Linked DNA regions of Mus musculus: regions 1 and 3 are each linked to region 2. A link is a loop called in an ENCODE intact Hi-C map of the cell type or tissue named here. Cell type or tissue: heart. All regions are shown on one strand. Each heading gives the region's core, and the rest is flanking DNA. Links, peaks and the distances in the headings are about the cores only. Region 1 overlaps Ppp1r10 (protein phosphatase 1, regulatory subunit 10). Region 2 holds the start of Prr3 (proline-rich polypeptide 3). Region 3 holds the start of Tubb5 (tubulin, beta 5 class I).

What was found. Hi-C counts contacts between places; a loop is a spot of excess contacts. Peaks named below come from ENCODE experiments on the same cell type or tissue, not always from the same donor. Only the 100,000 strongest peaks of a DNase experiment are listed, where the experiment ranks them.
Region 1: a loop joins it to region 2, with 2.4 times the contacts of the local background. A loop is called at or near these places in 25 of 42 quality-filtered maps.
Region 3: a loop joins it to region 2, with 2.1 times the contacts of the local background. A loop is called at or near these places in 10 of 42 quality-filtered maps.

Annotation. Positions count from the first base shown.
Region 1 is chr17:35,918,999-35,924,088 of GRCm38, forward strand. It overlaps Ppp1r10 (protein phosphatase 1, regulatory subunit 10), which reads left to right. Exons shown (of 19, transcript NM_001163818.1): 2 at 4,310-4,427; 3 at 5,039-5,090. The coding sequence starts at 4,321. Among named protein-coding and RNA genes, the nearest start is that of Mir1894, 3.7 kb to the left of the region's middle. In heart, for the core only: a CTCF peak has its summit at 2,400 (motif pointing right); a DNase peak (open chromatin) is centred at 1,536; H3K4me3 peaks cover 260 bases; H3K27ac peaks cover 1,084 bases.
Region 2 is chr17:35,977,116-35,982,205 of GRCm38, forward strand. Prr3 (proline-rich polypeptide 3) reads right to left here and starts at 2,180. Exons shown (of 4, transcript NM_145487.4): 1 at 2,012-2,180; 2 at 1,266-1,328. The coding sequence starts at 2,123. It overlaps Gnl1 (guanine nucleotide binding protein-like 1), which reads left to right and starts at 2,840. Exons shown (of 12, transcript NM_008136.2): 1 at 2,840-3,132; 2 at 3,502-3,667; 3 at 3,947-4,083; 4 at 4,192-4,343; 5 at 4,443-4,514. The coding sequence starts at 3,060. In heart, for the core only: a CTCF peak has its summit at 2,641; DNase peaks (open chromatin) are centred at 2,546 and 3,496; H3K4me3 peaks cover 2,500 bases; H3K27ac peaks cover 2,500 bases.
Region 3 is chr17:35,833,912-35,839,001 of GRCm38, forward strand. It overlaps Tubb5 (tubulin, beta 5 class I), which reads right to left and starts at 4,390. Exons shown (of 4, transcript NM_011655.5): 1 at 4,086-4,390; 2 at 2,717-2,825; 3 at 2,252-2,362; 4 at 9-2,128. The coding sequence starts at 4,142. The coding sequence ends at 1,071. In heart, for the core only: a CTCF peak has its summit at 2,446; DNase peaks (open chromatin) are centred at 1,840, 2,520, 3,250, 3,710 and 1 weaker place; H3K4me3 peaks cover 2,500 bases; H3K27ac peaks cover 1,395 bases.

The DNA.
Region 1 (5,090 bases), core at 1,159-3,658, 58 kb before region 2:
CGGCAGATCTGCCCGGCCTTTTAAATTTTGAATCTTCTCCATAACAAAATGGCGTCCCTCTCCTTTGTTTTTCTCCTTTGCCAGTCAGCTTAGGGCTTCCCTAGACGCTTGGTCAAGGGGGTGGAGCCACCGTGAAAGGTGATGTAATCAGCTTGCTTCCTCTGAAGACTCCGCCCCCAAGCAGCTGTCTTCTCTCCCTTTGCAGATTGCTGTTGGGGAGAATACGTTTTGGGTTTTTTTTTTTTTTTTTTTTTTTCTTGTTTCTTTTATCTTATATGATAAATCTTCCAGGGATAAAAGCTTAATGAGCACTAGGGATGGAGGCTGTCCAGGTCCTTGTGTATGTAGCTCTAGGTTTTGTGTTAAAAGTCAGCCCATTGCCTTGGTTTCACCTTCCACTCATCACAACTGCTTGGACCTATTCCGTGCTTCAGTGGACAGGGGTGGAAAAAAGCTCAACCCCGACTGCTTTAGAGAGACTTGGGCAAGACGCAGGGCCTGAGGGAACTGCAGTGTGCCATGCTGTTCAGGAAGGGTCCTTACACTACCTGGGTATTGGTTGCTTTGTAACAGTCTGGGGAAAGGGTGGGTACTGGTAGGACTTTCTTGTAAACCATCCTTATTCTCACCTCTCAGTTTGGGGATAAACTCTTTGTGCTCAGTGCCATCACCTGCAGTTGCTTAGTTCCTGTATGTTGGCACTAGGATGAGAAGTGAATCTTTAGGAAAGGAGGCTGCAGTTTAAACTCGAGGCAGGGGGAGTCAAGCTACGGTTTCTGGTAAGCAAAACATTTCTGGTATTACATTTCACAACCTTTCTTTTTCCCAAAGAGCCACCTTTTCGAATTTCTTTTTTCCTTCCTTCCTAAAAAGAAATTCTGTTAAAGCATCGAGGAAAGGAATGTCCTCTTTTCCTCCCTGCTGAGTGCTGGGGCTGCCGTGCATGTTGCGAGCCACGCCCTCCAGGGCAGTATTGGGTGTCTGGTTCTTTATCTCTTTCCCCAGCTTTTTCAAAGTCAAGTCTTTGACAGTTTCTTCATATACTTTTCATTTTTTATTTTAAGTCCTGGGTGGAGTTTCTAGACAGAGTTTATAAGCCTTTTGTCCTGCTGTCCTACCGTGACTTGGGTACAGCAGGGCTCATTTTCTGCTGGGTGTGGATTCTCATTATTGCTTGGACTTCTGATTGAATGGGAGGGCCTCTTCCACATGTCTATTTACCACACGTCTTTTTTATCTTTTAAGCAGTTTGCCAGGTGCCTCTGCAGTGCACCTACCTTGGGATCTGAATAGTCCACCACTGGGTCCTGATGTCTAGTGAGCAGGGATTAGTAAAAAGGCCTTAGGTGGGAGGTGAAAAATGCAAGGCTCTCTATTTCTAGGGAACCTTGGAGAACCTGAGTCTTACAGTGGCCAGAATTCTAGGGCCAGGGTGGTGGATGTAATTTTGTGTCTTTATTGAAAGCCAAATACTTTAAGAAGTTTAAAAGATTTTCAAAATAAAGGTGAGGGAAGCACAGGGCCTCACCATGCAAGGTGACCCACTTGAGACAGTCCACTCACTGTCATAACAGGAAGCTCTTGAGACACTGAGGGAAGACAGCCCAGGGCAGAACAAAGAAGAGCTGGCGCTTCTTTTCCCTCTTGTTAGAAGACTTTTTTAAAAAGTAGCCTGGCTTGCATGGACCTTGTTTTCTGAACAGCTTCAGGATGCAGTTGTGGTAGATGTTTAGTGACTAGCCAGGATTGATGGTTTCCCACCATTTTAAACCAAGTAACCCTCAACTCAAATTCACTTTGAAGTTGGATAGGAATTTAGGATCTTTAGTAAGAAGTGTAGAACATTCCCCAGCACTTAGAAGGTGGAGGTACGTCCATCACAGGAGATGTTCCCTTGTCTCCGTTTGTCTGTGCCCTTCATGGAGATTAGCAGCTGGCTAACATAAAAAAAGAAAAAGAAAAAGAAAACATGACCTGAGTTCTTTATGGTTACAGCAAGTTTCCTCAACTTGTAACTCCAGAGCAGGAGCGGGGAATACTTGAGCGCTATCCCTGCCCACTATGGTCACAGCATTATTGGGCCTTCACCACAGACCTGCTCCAAGCATGATGGATTCTTTGTTCCCACTGGAAGACCTTACAGTTTGCCTGTGAAAATAAGAGACCTAGGTTGTAAGGACCTGGGGTCCCTTATAAGGAGTAAATAATACTGAAGAAAAGGCACTGAGAACATTCACATTTTACTGTGAGGAGACAAGTTCAGCCATCCTGCCCAGTGTACATAACAGTGGGAAACAGCATCTTAACATTCCTGTTTTGTCCCCAGCTTCCTTGGCTATTGTGCCTTTTTATTGTTTATATAAGCGGGAATTTTAAAGTACCAAGGCCCCATTTCCAGCAGAGGGCACTAGACATGGCTCAGCTTTGTACAATGGTAACAGTTTCTCTAAAGGCTGTCCCCTGCCTTGTCTGCCTATTGAATGGGGGGGACATTAGAGTCAGGCCTATTAGTTCATAGGTAGAGGCACAAAGGAAATATATTTACTTAGCTCTGGATTTCAGTCAGCTGTGTCAGAGGGATGAAGTAATGTTTAATTCAAGACTTGTCAAATTTCATACATATTTATTTGGGGTTCTGTTAGATTTATGTGAGTATAAAACACTTTAAAACTCTACTCTAGCTTGGATATATGTATTTTTACCTTGGGCCCATTCATCCCTTTGCCAGTCTAACAGATCTGTTATATACCTGGGGCTTCTGCAGATCACTGAGGACACAGGAAGAATTCCTCTCTCAGTGTACAGATGGCCACACATGAGTGGATTTGCCCCCTTAACTAGTAAACATTTCCACTGTTGAATGTTTTTCTCCTCTGACCTCAGGTTTCAGGGTATTGGGCGACAGCAGGTTAACAAGTTTTGCTCAGTGTTCAGCACTTGCCTGCGTCTCCCCGTTGAGCCCACAGGCAGCAGTCTCTATTCTAGAGACTGCTGCCACCCTCCTTCGTCAACACCTCCTACTTGCTGCTCTTGCTGCTGCCCTGAGTTATTAGGAAGTCCACATTTAAAGCTGACTTTTTGTTTGTTTGTTTTAAACTCTTTAAATTTTTATCTTGTTTTATCTGGAGAATCACTCTTGTCTAACAGCCTCTTTACCCAGGTTAAACATGTCTAAGCCAGGAAAACAGTTCTTTTTTTCACATCTTACTTTTCTGGTTTGTCTGGGGGGGGGGGGAAACTGATTTATATTGTAAGAATCTTATCTGTAGGAAATACAATGATTTTTGTTTAAGACTTTTCACCCTTGGGACTGCCTTGTTTCTGTGAGGTGCAGGATGCAGAGGGCTCTCACCTTTTTCCTGTCCCTTTGGGCCTGGCCATCTCAGCTGCTGAGGAGGCCTGTACTTTTGTTTCCCAGAAGCGAGTGCTGATAGAAGTATGACTTAAAACCCCCAGTCAGAACCATGGCAGCTCGAATTCTCTCTCTGTAACTGTAGAGTGGCTTCTTATTCATGGAAGGAGTGTAGTGTTTAACTCACTCCTGTCCCAGCCTGGTTTGAAGTGGTGTCTCACTTCCCCCGTCTTCACCTTCATTACTTTTGGTTCCTAGTTTCTGGTTCTCAATTTGGGGCTTGTCTTGGGAGTCTTGGAGAGTGGTGAGTCTTGAGGGCAGGAAAGGGTCAGGTTTGCATCTTTGCTTCTGAAACCACAAGCCAAGTTTCTCTTGAACTTTGGAACAATAAACACTTGTTTGGTGTTTGGCCAGTGAGTAGCCTTATTCAGGGCCCATGAGAGCCTCCTGCCTTTCTTCAGTCCAAGAGCTTCTCTTGGCTCCCCGGGGAAGGGCTCTGCTCAGGACCCCGCTGTTTTCTCATCCACCACTTGAGCTGACTTCTCCCACCTGTGATTATGACTCTTAAGCAGCCAAGATAAAGGGAATTGATTTCTGGAGAGAGAATGATTGATTGTTAAGTTTTTTACCCAGATACCTAGGGTCGTCTTAGTTATCTTAGGAAGCTACAGCTGCTCACCTCATCAAATTACCAGCAGCTAACTGGGGACAGGACCTTCTTAGAAGTATGAAGAAGTGAGCAGCTTGCATGGGTCTTCATTAGCCCCACTCTTAAGTTGTCAAGGCTATTTTGTGAGCACAGATCTGATGTTTCTTACCTAGAAAATAGTACACATGAACACACATGAGTCACTGAGTCTTAAATGTGCTGATGGGATTTATTAGAGGGGTAAGTTAGTGGGGGCCTTTCCTTGCCATCCATTTATCCTGGTTTGTTTTGTTGTTCTTTTACCTCAGAAGCCACCATCATGGGTTCAGGTCCCATAGACCCCAAAGAACTGCTCAAGGGCCTGGATAGCTTCCTTACCCGGGACGGAGAAGTGAAGAGTGTGGATGGAATTTCCAAGATCTTCAGGTGAGTCTGTGCCCTTCTTAGGTTCCACATCAGTAGAGGAGGCCTCATGCACTGCAGTTGGAATGAGAGAGCAGTGATCTCTTGGCTGCTGGCCATGATGGAAGCTGGGGGTTTGGTCCATAACCCCGAGTGTCTTGGGGTGCTATCAGGGGAGCATAGGACAGAATCCTTGGCTTGGTTTTGGGCCATGTCATTTCCTTCCGAGATCCTTAAACTTTTCCAGAGAAAAGCAGTCTTAGATTATAAAGGGAAATGTGTGAACCCTGACTCCTCCTGGAGGCAGTTGTTTCTGTGTGTTGACACAGGAAGGCTGCTCTCCCAGGTGGCTCGGGTACCTGCTATCCTCCCCTGGGTTTTTATATGACTCTAGATTCATTCCATAATTCTAGAAATCTGGTGTCTACATCTTGGAGCAAAGAATGTCATCAGGGACTCCAGGACTCCTAAGATTAGAGTCTTATGCTGTAGGAGATTAGCTGGCATGGCGCCCTCTCTGTGCCTGTCATCCTAGCTCTCAGGAGGGGAGGCTAGCCTGGGCTAATAAGACCCTGACTCTGAGATGTGAATACTAGTAATACTCAAAGCAGATTATCTATCTGCTCCTCTCCTAGTCTAATGAAGGAGGCACGAAAGATGGTGAGTCGGTGCACGTACTTGAACATA
Region 2 (5,090 bases), core at 1,319-3,818:
ATAGTAGTTATGTGGTTCCATGTCTATCTAGTTAGCAGTGTTATCTGATTAGTATAAGTCTGTGTTATTGATTTAGTTCATTCATAAATACTTCCTTTATGATTAACATATGTGTGTGTGCTTTTTGTCTGTGTGTGCCAGGGGCTGAAAGGTCTCACTGAACCTGGAACACTCTGATTCAACTACACTTGCTAGCCAGCAAGTCCTAGAGTCTGTCTACCTCTGCCTTATCACTGTTGGGCCCAGGTTTTTGCTTTTTACATGGTTGCTAAGATCTGAAATCAGGACTTCATGCTTTTGAAGTAAATACTTCATCAACTGGACCACCTCCCACAGTACCACTCCTCCTGTTCTTCCTCATTTTACTTTTAGATTTTGTTTTGTTTGTTTTTTTTTCAAGACAGGGTTTCTCTGTATAGCCCGGACTAGGCTGGCCTTGAACTCAGAAATTCGCCTGCCTCTGCCTCCCAAGTGCTGGGATCAAAGACGTGCACCACCACAGCCTGGCTACTTTTAAATTTTATAGACAGTGTCTTATATAGGCCAGGGTAACACTGAACTCTGAGCTTTCCTGCTGCCAGTATGCCTGGTCTGTGTGCTGTTTACAAACGCTTACCTACTCTAAGACCATGAGACATGGTTAACTTTTTATAAGAATGTTTATTTTACAATCTGCTTAGAATTGGTGTTTTTATTTGGTACGACTATTACAAAGTCAAAGTTCATAGTTTTACACACAAAAAAAGTCCAATTGAGACAACTTTGTTTACTGACAGAACCACTTCGTTGATTTCATCTTTACACAGAATTCTGTGTTCATATATCTACAGGCCTCCGATTGCACTCAGATAGGGTCTCATGTAGCCTAGGCTAGCCGGTCTCAAATTTGCTATTGCAGGAGAGGCTGGCCAGGAACTCCTGATCCTTCCACATGTTAAGAACTTATGTTGACATTCTGTGAAAACCACAATGTCATAGCTACTGCAGCTTTTCACTAAATCTTGCTATGCCCTCTCACTTTGGTCTTGGTAGTGTCCCATTTAGAGCCTCTATAATGGAGAACATTTATTTCTACACACAAATAAAGACAGACCTAGGAGTTAATCTGGAAGGAAAGTAACATTTTGACAACACCGTATTTCCAAACGGTTAATATATGATCCCTCATTTAGGTACACACAATCCCTGGGCTTTTGTTTAAGTCTTTAGGGGTCCATCCCTTCTCCAGGGCTTAAAACATGAATCAGGGCCCAATTTCTCCTCACCTGACTTGGGATCACCAGGCTTCCCGTTAGCCATGGGGGGAGGGCCCAGAAGGCTGGGTGGTCCTAAGAGCAGACGTGAGAAAACAGCCATCAGAACGGTGCAAAGGACTGATCACCTCGTCCTTACGTGGTCTTATAACACTCAGTTTTTAACCAGGTAAGTCATATATCCACTCAGCAGTGCCGCAAACTCTCACCCCGTCCATCTGCCCGTCCCTCTGCAGAGTTGTTTGAGAGTCCATCAGAGGGTAACAGAGGTCTCTAACAGCTCTTTCCTCACAGTGCTGCATCCACAACATGCCAGTGATTCCACGTACCCCAATCCCTCACCTTAACTGTTGGCCCATCATAGTTTTTTTCTCCTCTCCTTCCCTCGGGGGAGTAGTTCACAGAAGGTTGACCTAACCAGTGGAAGTGTGGTCACAAATTGTCTTCCCGATCATCACAATCTGTAACATCGCTGCCACCCCTCTCCCCCCGCCATTCTGCGGTTGCGCAAGCCAGATGTTTAGCCGAGCCGCCACCTCCCCTGCCTTCTCCAGAAAGGATTAGGAGCCAGATTGAGGTTGAGGGTTCAAGCAAGCGAAGCCCTCAATCCAGGTTCCACCAGCATCCCTCCCCCACCACGTCCCACCCCACCTCCACGCGTGCGCCCTTCCTCCTTCCGTTGGCACCTCCTCCCCCGCATTTCATTCTATCCTAGCCCCCTGGCCGGCTGACAGGCGTGTGCACGCCCTGCCCCTCACCCATGGGGCGCTCATCCTCCTCATCTCCAGGCTCGTCCCGCTCAGACAGTGCGAGATGTTGCTGCTGCTGCGGCAGCGGCGGCGGCTGGTCCTGCTTCTTTCGTTTCGGCATAGCGGCTGCGGCAATGGCTGCAGCAAGATTTGGAGGGCAGTGAGGAAGGGGCACACTAGCTTTCCTTCCGCTTCCGGGTGGGCGATGGGCCGGGTGACCGAGGCGCCCACCATGCCACTTCCGGGAGGTCGTGGATGTGCCGCGGCCGTTCGCTCCTACAAGGTGCCTCGCTCACCCCGCCGCGCGCGTGGGGAAGCTTTGCTCCCCCTTGTGCAGTTCCTCTCCACGTGGGAAAGCACCACCCCATTCCAGTGAGACACCGGACAGGCTTCGGGACTCTGGCGGCACGCGAGAGGCCTGTCGCATCCTAAGGTCGCCACATCCGGGCCCCAGTTACCATGGCAACAACTACAGCCACAACTCCGTGCTCTCTGACCTCTCTCCAAAAGTCCTTGTCCCGCTCGCTTTTCCTCCTCACCCGCGCTCGCACGTGTGGCCAGTGAACCTGCCTCTTCCGCAATCTCCTTACCGAGTCCTGTTGCCGCAGGCCAGTCCACGGGGCAGCCAGTCCACCGGGCAGCCAGCGCAGTCCCGGCTCTCCCGCCAGGGGCCATCCTCTCCAGGCGGCCGCGCGGTGGGGCGTGTCCTCGCCCCGTCGCCCGGCCCCCGCCAGGTGAGTGGCAGCTCCCGGGAGCGCCGGGCGGCGGTGACACGCGTCCCCCCTCCCGCGACTGCCACTTGGTAGCGCCCGTGACGGAGTCGGCTCGGGCCTCCCACGCGCGTCTCCCGCTCGCCGCACCGTGCATCCCGGACCCGCGGACTCTCACGTGCCGCCGCTTGCATCCCCGCCGCCCCGCTCCCCGCTCCCCGCCGCTCGCTGCTGACGTCACCGCGGCCCCGCCTCCCCAGGGCCCCGGGCCGCCGGCGGGGGCTGCCCCGGGGAGTCAGTTGCGGCGGCGGGGAGCTCGGCGGAGGGCGGGCCGGGGCTCCGGGGCCATGCCGAGGAAGAAGCCCTTCAGCGTGAAGCAGAAGAAGAAGCAGCTGCAGGACAAGCGGGAGCGGAAGCGAGGTCAGGGAGGGGGCGGGGCCGCTGCGCAGCTCTGGAGGAGGGCTGTGCCGCGGCACCGCGGGCGGGGGGTGGGTGGGTGGGCTCTCGCGATCCCGCGTGGGCTGCCACGGTGGGGGTTTCCCGCAGCGGCGGGACGGGGAGGGGTGGAGGGTGGGGGATGGGAAACTCTGCTTCTGCTTCTGCTGCTGCTGCCACAGGGCGCTGTGACGACCTCCAGGCCCATCCGGGACGGGGTTGGGGCGCGCGGTTGGGAAGATGGAGCCTCTGGAGAAGTTGGGTCGGCTGAAGAAGAGCTTGTCCTACCGGCTCGGGGGGCTTTAGGTCCCCTAAGAACCGGTCTACACCGGCGTCACCGGCCCCTCCCCTCAGGGCTCCAAGATGGGCTGCGCTCCAGTTCCAACAGCCGCAGCGGTAGCCGGGAGCGGCGGGAGGAGCAGACGGACACGTCGGATGGGGAATCCGTGACCCATCATATCCGCAGGCTCAACCAGCAACCTTCCCAGGGCCTGGGGCCCAGAGGCTACGACCCCAACCGGTAAGCCAAGGAGAAGGGCGCTGGCCGCAGTTTCCCCGCCCTCACCCTTAGGAAAAGCTTCCGATGAAGGATTGAAAGTGGAACTAGTGAGGCTGGAAGCCAAGGAAGGTGGTTCTCCCTGGATGGGCCACAATCTTTCTTGCCTTCCAATGGGGACTGTCAAGAGTTTGTTTAGAGGAGACTTGAACAACCAGGAGAGGAACCTTTGCAGTTTTGTGGTCAGAAGAGGAGATTGTTTGTCACAGGACTCCACTAGATGTGTGGTCCCTTTCCCCTTAGATACCGGCTGCATTTTGAACGGGACAGCCGGGAGGAGGTGGAGAGGAGAAAGAGAGCGGCCAGAGAGCAAGTGTTGCAGCCGGTCAGTGCTGAAGTGTTAGAGTTGGATATCCGGGAAGTGTATCAGCCTGGCTCAGGTGAGTGGGGGCTACTTGTGTATGCCATCAGCCTGGGGAACTTGCTGGCCAGAGAAGGGGTCCAGAAAAAGTCCTCATGCTTATCCGGTCTCTTTCCTTGTTTCCCAGTCCTGGACTTTCCCCGGCGGCCTCCTTGGAGTTATGAGATGTCCAAGGAACAGCTAATGAGCCAGGAGGAGCGGAGCTTCCAGGAATACCTTGGGAAGATACACGGGGCATACACTTCAGAGAAACTCAGCTACTTTGAGCACAATCTGGAGGTGATGGTGGCGTGTTTACTGAGTCGACATACTGTGATCTTAGTGTCCTGGTTCAGGCAGCAGCCAAACTGAAGACAGTCTCTCTTCTGATCTTTTCAGACATGGAGGCAGCTGTGGCGGGTGTTAGAGATGTCTGACATCGTCCTGCTCATTACTGACATCCGACATCCGGTGAGGACTTTGAAAGGTTTGCAAGGGGGAAAGGGGATGATTCTAGTATGAGAGTGTTCTGAGGCAGGAATTGGAAGGCAGAGAGATCTTTGTTTGTTTGTTTGGTTGGCTTTCAAGACAGGGTTTCTCTGTATAGCCCTGGCTGTCCATACTGGTCTACAAAAGTGAGTTCCAGGATCTACAAGGAGATCCACCTGCCTCTGCCTCCCGAGTGCTGGGATTAAAGGCGTGCGCCACCACGCCCGGCCAGAGAGCTCTTTTTACACCTTTTGGTGGGTGTGTGTGAAAGGCTCTGATTTGCAGGTGCTTGCCATCCCACTTGTAGACGGTATGCTTGGAATTGGGAAGCCACAGAGGTCAACCTTGGTGTTCCTCAGGCAATGGCACCATTTGCATTTCCTTTTGTTTTGCTCTGCTCTGCCACCGAGGATGAAGCCCTGGGCCTTGCATCTTGCTCGTACTAGGCCTGAGCTTTTTACCACTGAGTCGCACCCCAGCCTCAGGAGCTGAACTTTTTATTCATCTCTGATCCTTGTCACATGCACATATGATGTACACAGCCATACACACCTAACA
Region 3 (5,090 bases), core at 1,303-3,802, 140 kb before region 2:
CTCACAGCCTTTTTCCAATTCCCATTTATTTTTGGCTCTGGGGCGATGTCAACTTTTCAATATGAAAAAAAAAAAAAAAGCAGGTACAACACGAAATAGAAAGGTAGGAAATGACCAAGCCAAGGGCAGGAGGAGCATGGGGCAGAGGTGGTGACAGCCCATCTGGGCAGTGTCTGAAAGACCCAGGTGGAAACATACTTTCCCAAGTGTGGAGTTTCAGCGGGAATTGGGAGTGTTCAGAGACCAAGACCAAGACCTTGCCGCACCCCCAACCCCCATCTCTCCGAGAAAGGAGAACCAATACAGGGAAGACACTTCCAATGGCAGATTTGGCTCAGGACAGCTGGGAGGATATAAATGGAGATAATACTGTTAATACCTCTCCTGAGGCTGAGAGATGAGGCAGGAGAAAAACAAAACAAAGCCCTGCTGACTGAAAGCATAGGTGGATTCTAAATGGCCCTGACTGGAAAACCCCACCCCCTTCTCTTCCTGGTGGTCTCTACCTAGCATCCCTGATCCACTACTTTGCTTTAAGATGATGGTTACTATCCGAGTTCTTAGAATTGGGCTGGGTTCTACACAGGATCTGGAGCAGACCTCAGGTTTCTGGAGAATATTCTGGAATATTAACTGGACAGTCAAATAATAATTTAAAAAAATGGATACTTGTTGGGTGATAGTGGCACACGCCTTTAATCCCAACACTTGGGAGGCAGAGGCAGGCGGATTTCTGAGTTCCAGGACAGCCTGGGCTATATATACAGAGAAACCCTGTCTGGAAAAACCAAAAAAAAAAAAAAAAAAAAAAAAAAGATACCAGTAGGAAGCACAGGGTAACAACCAGAATGTCAGAAATCTAAGTTTGTCAGAGTGGAAAGAGAAAGGAGACATTCCACAAACAAATATTTATTGAGTGCCTGCCATGTGCCAGGCACCATTTACCCCCAATGAGAAAACAGAACAAAACAAATACAAGACAGAGGCAGCAGAAAGAAACTGGAGGACAAAGGGCAGTTGGAGAAAGCTGAGGGATCTAAGCAGCCTGAGCTGATGCAGGGCTCTCTGCCTTAGGCCTCCTCTTCTGCCTCCTCTCCGAAATCCTCTTCCTCTTCCGCGGTGGCATCCTGGTACTGCTGGTACTCAGAGACGAGGTCGTTCATGTTGCTCTCAGCTTCGGTGAACTCCATCTCGTCCATGCCCTCACCCGTATACCAGTGGAGGAAAGCCTTCCGGCGGAACATAGCCGTAAACTGCTCAGAGATGCGCTTGAAGAGCTCCTGGATGGCTGTGCTGTTTCCAATGAAGGTGACTGCCATCTTGAGGCCACGCGGTGGGATGTCACAGACAGCTGTCTTGACATTGTTGGGGATCCATTCCACGAAGTAGCTGCTATTCTTGTTCTGCACGTTGAGCATCTGCTCATCCACCTCCTTCATGGACATCCGTCCACGGAAGACGGCGGCAACTGTGAGGTACCGGCCGTGGCGCGGGTCGCAGGCGGCCATCATGTTCTTGGCATCGAAGACCTGCTGGGTAAGTTCAGGCACAGTGAGGGCCCGGTACTGCTGGCTTCCACGGCTGGTGAGAGGGGCAAAGCCAGGCATGAAGAAGTGGAGACGTGGGAATGGCACCATGTTGACAGCCAGCTTTCGAAGGTCAGCATTAAGCTGGCCCGGGAAACGGAGGCAGGTGGTGACGCCGCTCATGGTGGCCGAGACGAGATGGTTCAGGTCTCCGTAGGTTGGCGTGGTGAGCTTGAGGGTACGGAAGCAGATGTCGTAGAGGGCCTCGTTGTCGATGCAGTAGGTCTCATCCGTGTTCTCAACCAACTGATGGACAGACAGGGTGGCATTGTAGGGCTCGACCACGGTATCAGACACTTTGGGCGAGGGCACCACACTGAAGGTATTCATGATACGGTCAGGATATTCTTCCCGGATCTTGCTGATGAGCAGGGTGCCCATGCCAGAGCCAGTGCCTCCACCCAGTGAGTGGGTCAGCTGAAAGCCTTGCAGGCAATCACAGCTCTCCGCCTCCTTCCGCACCACATCCAAGACAGAGTCAACCAACTCAGCTCCCTCTGTGTAGTGGCCTTTAGCCCAGTTGTTGCCTGCCCCAGACTGACCTGGAATGCAGTAAGGGAAAAGGTTTAATCACTAAGATATGAGAGAAACACAAATACTTCTTAATCTTTCAACGACTGGAATAATTCAGTTGAGCAAATAGAAATCGATTCCACCTAACTCACCGAAAACGAAGTTGTCTGGTCTGAAGATCTGGCCAAAAGGACCTGAGCGAACGGAGTCCATAGTCCCAGGTTCTAGATCCACCAAGATAGCTCGAGGGACATACTTGCCACCTGCAGGAATTCAAGTCAATGTTTGACGGATCAGCAATGCATTACCTCTGGGTGGGAGATCAGCCACAAAGCACTAAAGTTGTCATTCCAGGCACTACCACCTGGTGGCAGTAGAGCTAATCTTTAGTCCCTTAGGGTGTGAGTCTAGGGAAAAAAAAATGGGAACCATGCAGAGGGGTAATAGATACTTAGAAGTGTGGAAAAACAGGGCGTGGTGATGCTCTCCTTAAACCCAGCACTTGAGAGGTAGACGATCTATGGGAGTTCCAGGGCAGCCAGTGATGCATTCATCTGGGCTCACTGTCCAATACAGGGGACAGGGAATAAATGTTAAGTGGGGATTTCTGCCCTCACCTGTGGCTTCATTATAGTACACAGAGATTCGGTCCAGCTGCAGGTCGCTGTCACCGTGGTAGGTACCGGTGGGGTCGATGCCATGTTCATCGCTTATCACCTCCCAGAACTGCACAGGGAAGAGCAACGAGGCCTCAATGTCTCAAGTCCTAAGGCATGCCTCCCGCCCCTCATTTCAATTCCAGACACGCTGAAACGAGGCTGAGGTGAAGACACTGCAATTCCGTTATCTGCTTGCGGAAGTCCCATGGAGGAACCTACGCGATGGAAGGCTAAAACCTTTCGGCATAGGACCGGTGATGGGTGGGTCAGGCGCTATAAACCTCTATGTGGGCGGATTGGAGCCCACCTATTTGGCTTTGCACCCAGGTTGGCTCCTGAAGCCAGGAACCGCCCTTCCAGGCCAGCACAAAAGAGTTGGGGGAGAAAGGTGCGGCCACTGCAGTCGCCCACCCCTTACGTGCTCCACGTGACTGCGGTGGCGGGCCGCTCCTCCAGCAAACCACAAAGGCGGGAGCAGCGCGGGCGGGGCCTAGCTCGAGGGGCGGGGCCAGTGCGCCCCCGCGGGTAGGGGCCGCATTGTCCCTGCGCGCCAGGGGCTCCAACCCCGCCCCCAAAGGGTCCCACCCTTCGGCTACAATTTAGCGGCCGCACTTCCTCCCTCCCCTCCCCCGCTACATTGTTAATTGCTAGCAAAAAAGGGGGAAAAATCTTTAAAAAGCCCCATTGCCTATCTTTATTCCCTTCCTTCCCTCTCCTTAGTCTCCCAGACAGTCTCACATATTTGAAAAGCTCACTTTCATACCGCTCACACCCTAAAGGGCAATGAAAAGTAAAAGTAGGCCCCTATACAGAGTCATTACCTAAAAAAAGCATTGGGATGGCGGGTTCGATGGAGTGTCCAAGCCTTTGTTGAGAGGTAATGCGCACCGGGCACCTCTGCAGCTGCCCGCCAAACCTCGCCCCTTCCCCCCTCCATTCTGTTCCAGTAGAGCCCTCCAGGCTGGGTGGGGGTGGCGCAAGGGGAAAACCTCGCCTCGGCTTTGTCTCGGATCGTTTCCGCATCCCTCCAGTCCTCGAACCGTTAGAAAACCCCTTTTAAGACCAGCTCTTCACAGTCCCTCAGCCTCTCCTTTTCCCTAAACTCGAAAGGCTCTTTTATTAGCTTTCCGAAAATGTGCCAAGAAAAACATTTCCTCATTTTTCAATATCAGAACGCTAGCTACAAATATGGGTTATATTTATACGTGAAAAACTTTGAGGGGCCAAATCTGACGGGTGGAGAATGCAAGAACTCCGTGAACAATGCTCACAATTAACACAGAATTCTCATCTTTACATATTTCAGCTAAAATTTTAAAGTCCTTACCTTAGCACCGATCTGGTTGCCACACTGTCCGGCCTGGATGTGCACGATTTCCCTCATGGCTACGGTTTACTGAAATAATTGTTTTTGATGGTTCCAATGTAGGTACCGAACAAGAAAGAAAATTAAGGTTTTTGGGGTTTTTTTCTTCTGGGCCGGTCTCAGACTGAAAGGATGGACCGGAGCCCGGGAGGCTGCAGCAGCGAGATGCAAGCACGACCGCAGGAAGGTTCTAAGAGGCAGAAGAGGCCGGCGAGCGCAGGAGGGAAGGCGCGCAGGGCGGGGCTCGCGTTCGCGCGGCCGGGGGCGGGAGATAGGCGGGCGCCCCGGGTCTTAGACAAAGCCTACCCAACCAGTCGCTGATTAGACCAACCGATCACGTGCCAGGCGGCCATTGGTTTCTGAGCCAGTGGCGAGCGCAGTCTTTTTTGGGAGTTGTAGTTCTCTATTGTTGTCCACGCTGCAAAAAGAAGTTAGGAATGGGTGGGTACTGTATGAGGAATTGGGGTTATCTTGTGTGTGTGTGATTTTATTTTTTCATGAAAAATGTCCTCACACGAGATTCCTATTTTCTATTCTGAGAGAGGATTTTGTACTAAAAGAGGTTTGGAGAAATGTAGTAATTAGGAGATCTGAGGTGCCAGAGTTGGAAGGTGTGTTGGACACGCCCTGCCAGCTGCCCACCGCAGTAGGTCTAGAAAAGCCAGACTGCATAGCTCAGCGGAAAATCCTGAGAACTATGTTGTCCTTCCCTGATACACAGTATCTAGTTCTTTGTGATCCCAAGACAGGAATTTCAGTAAGGCACAGCTCCCTCGCATCCCTCCAGAAGAAAGAATTACCCTTCTGTTTCCAAGGGAGTTGTCTCAAGGATTTTCAAAAGAGAAACAAAATTGCAAAGATCGTGGTGAAAACTGCATGGAGCTGATGTCCCAAAAGAATGAAGGTGTACTGGCTGGTTTTATGTGTCAACTTGACACAGACTGGAGTTATCACCGAGAAAGGAGC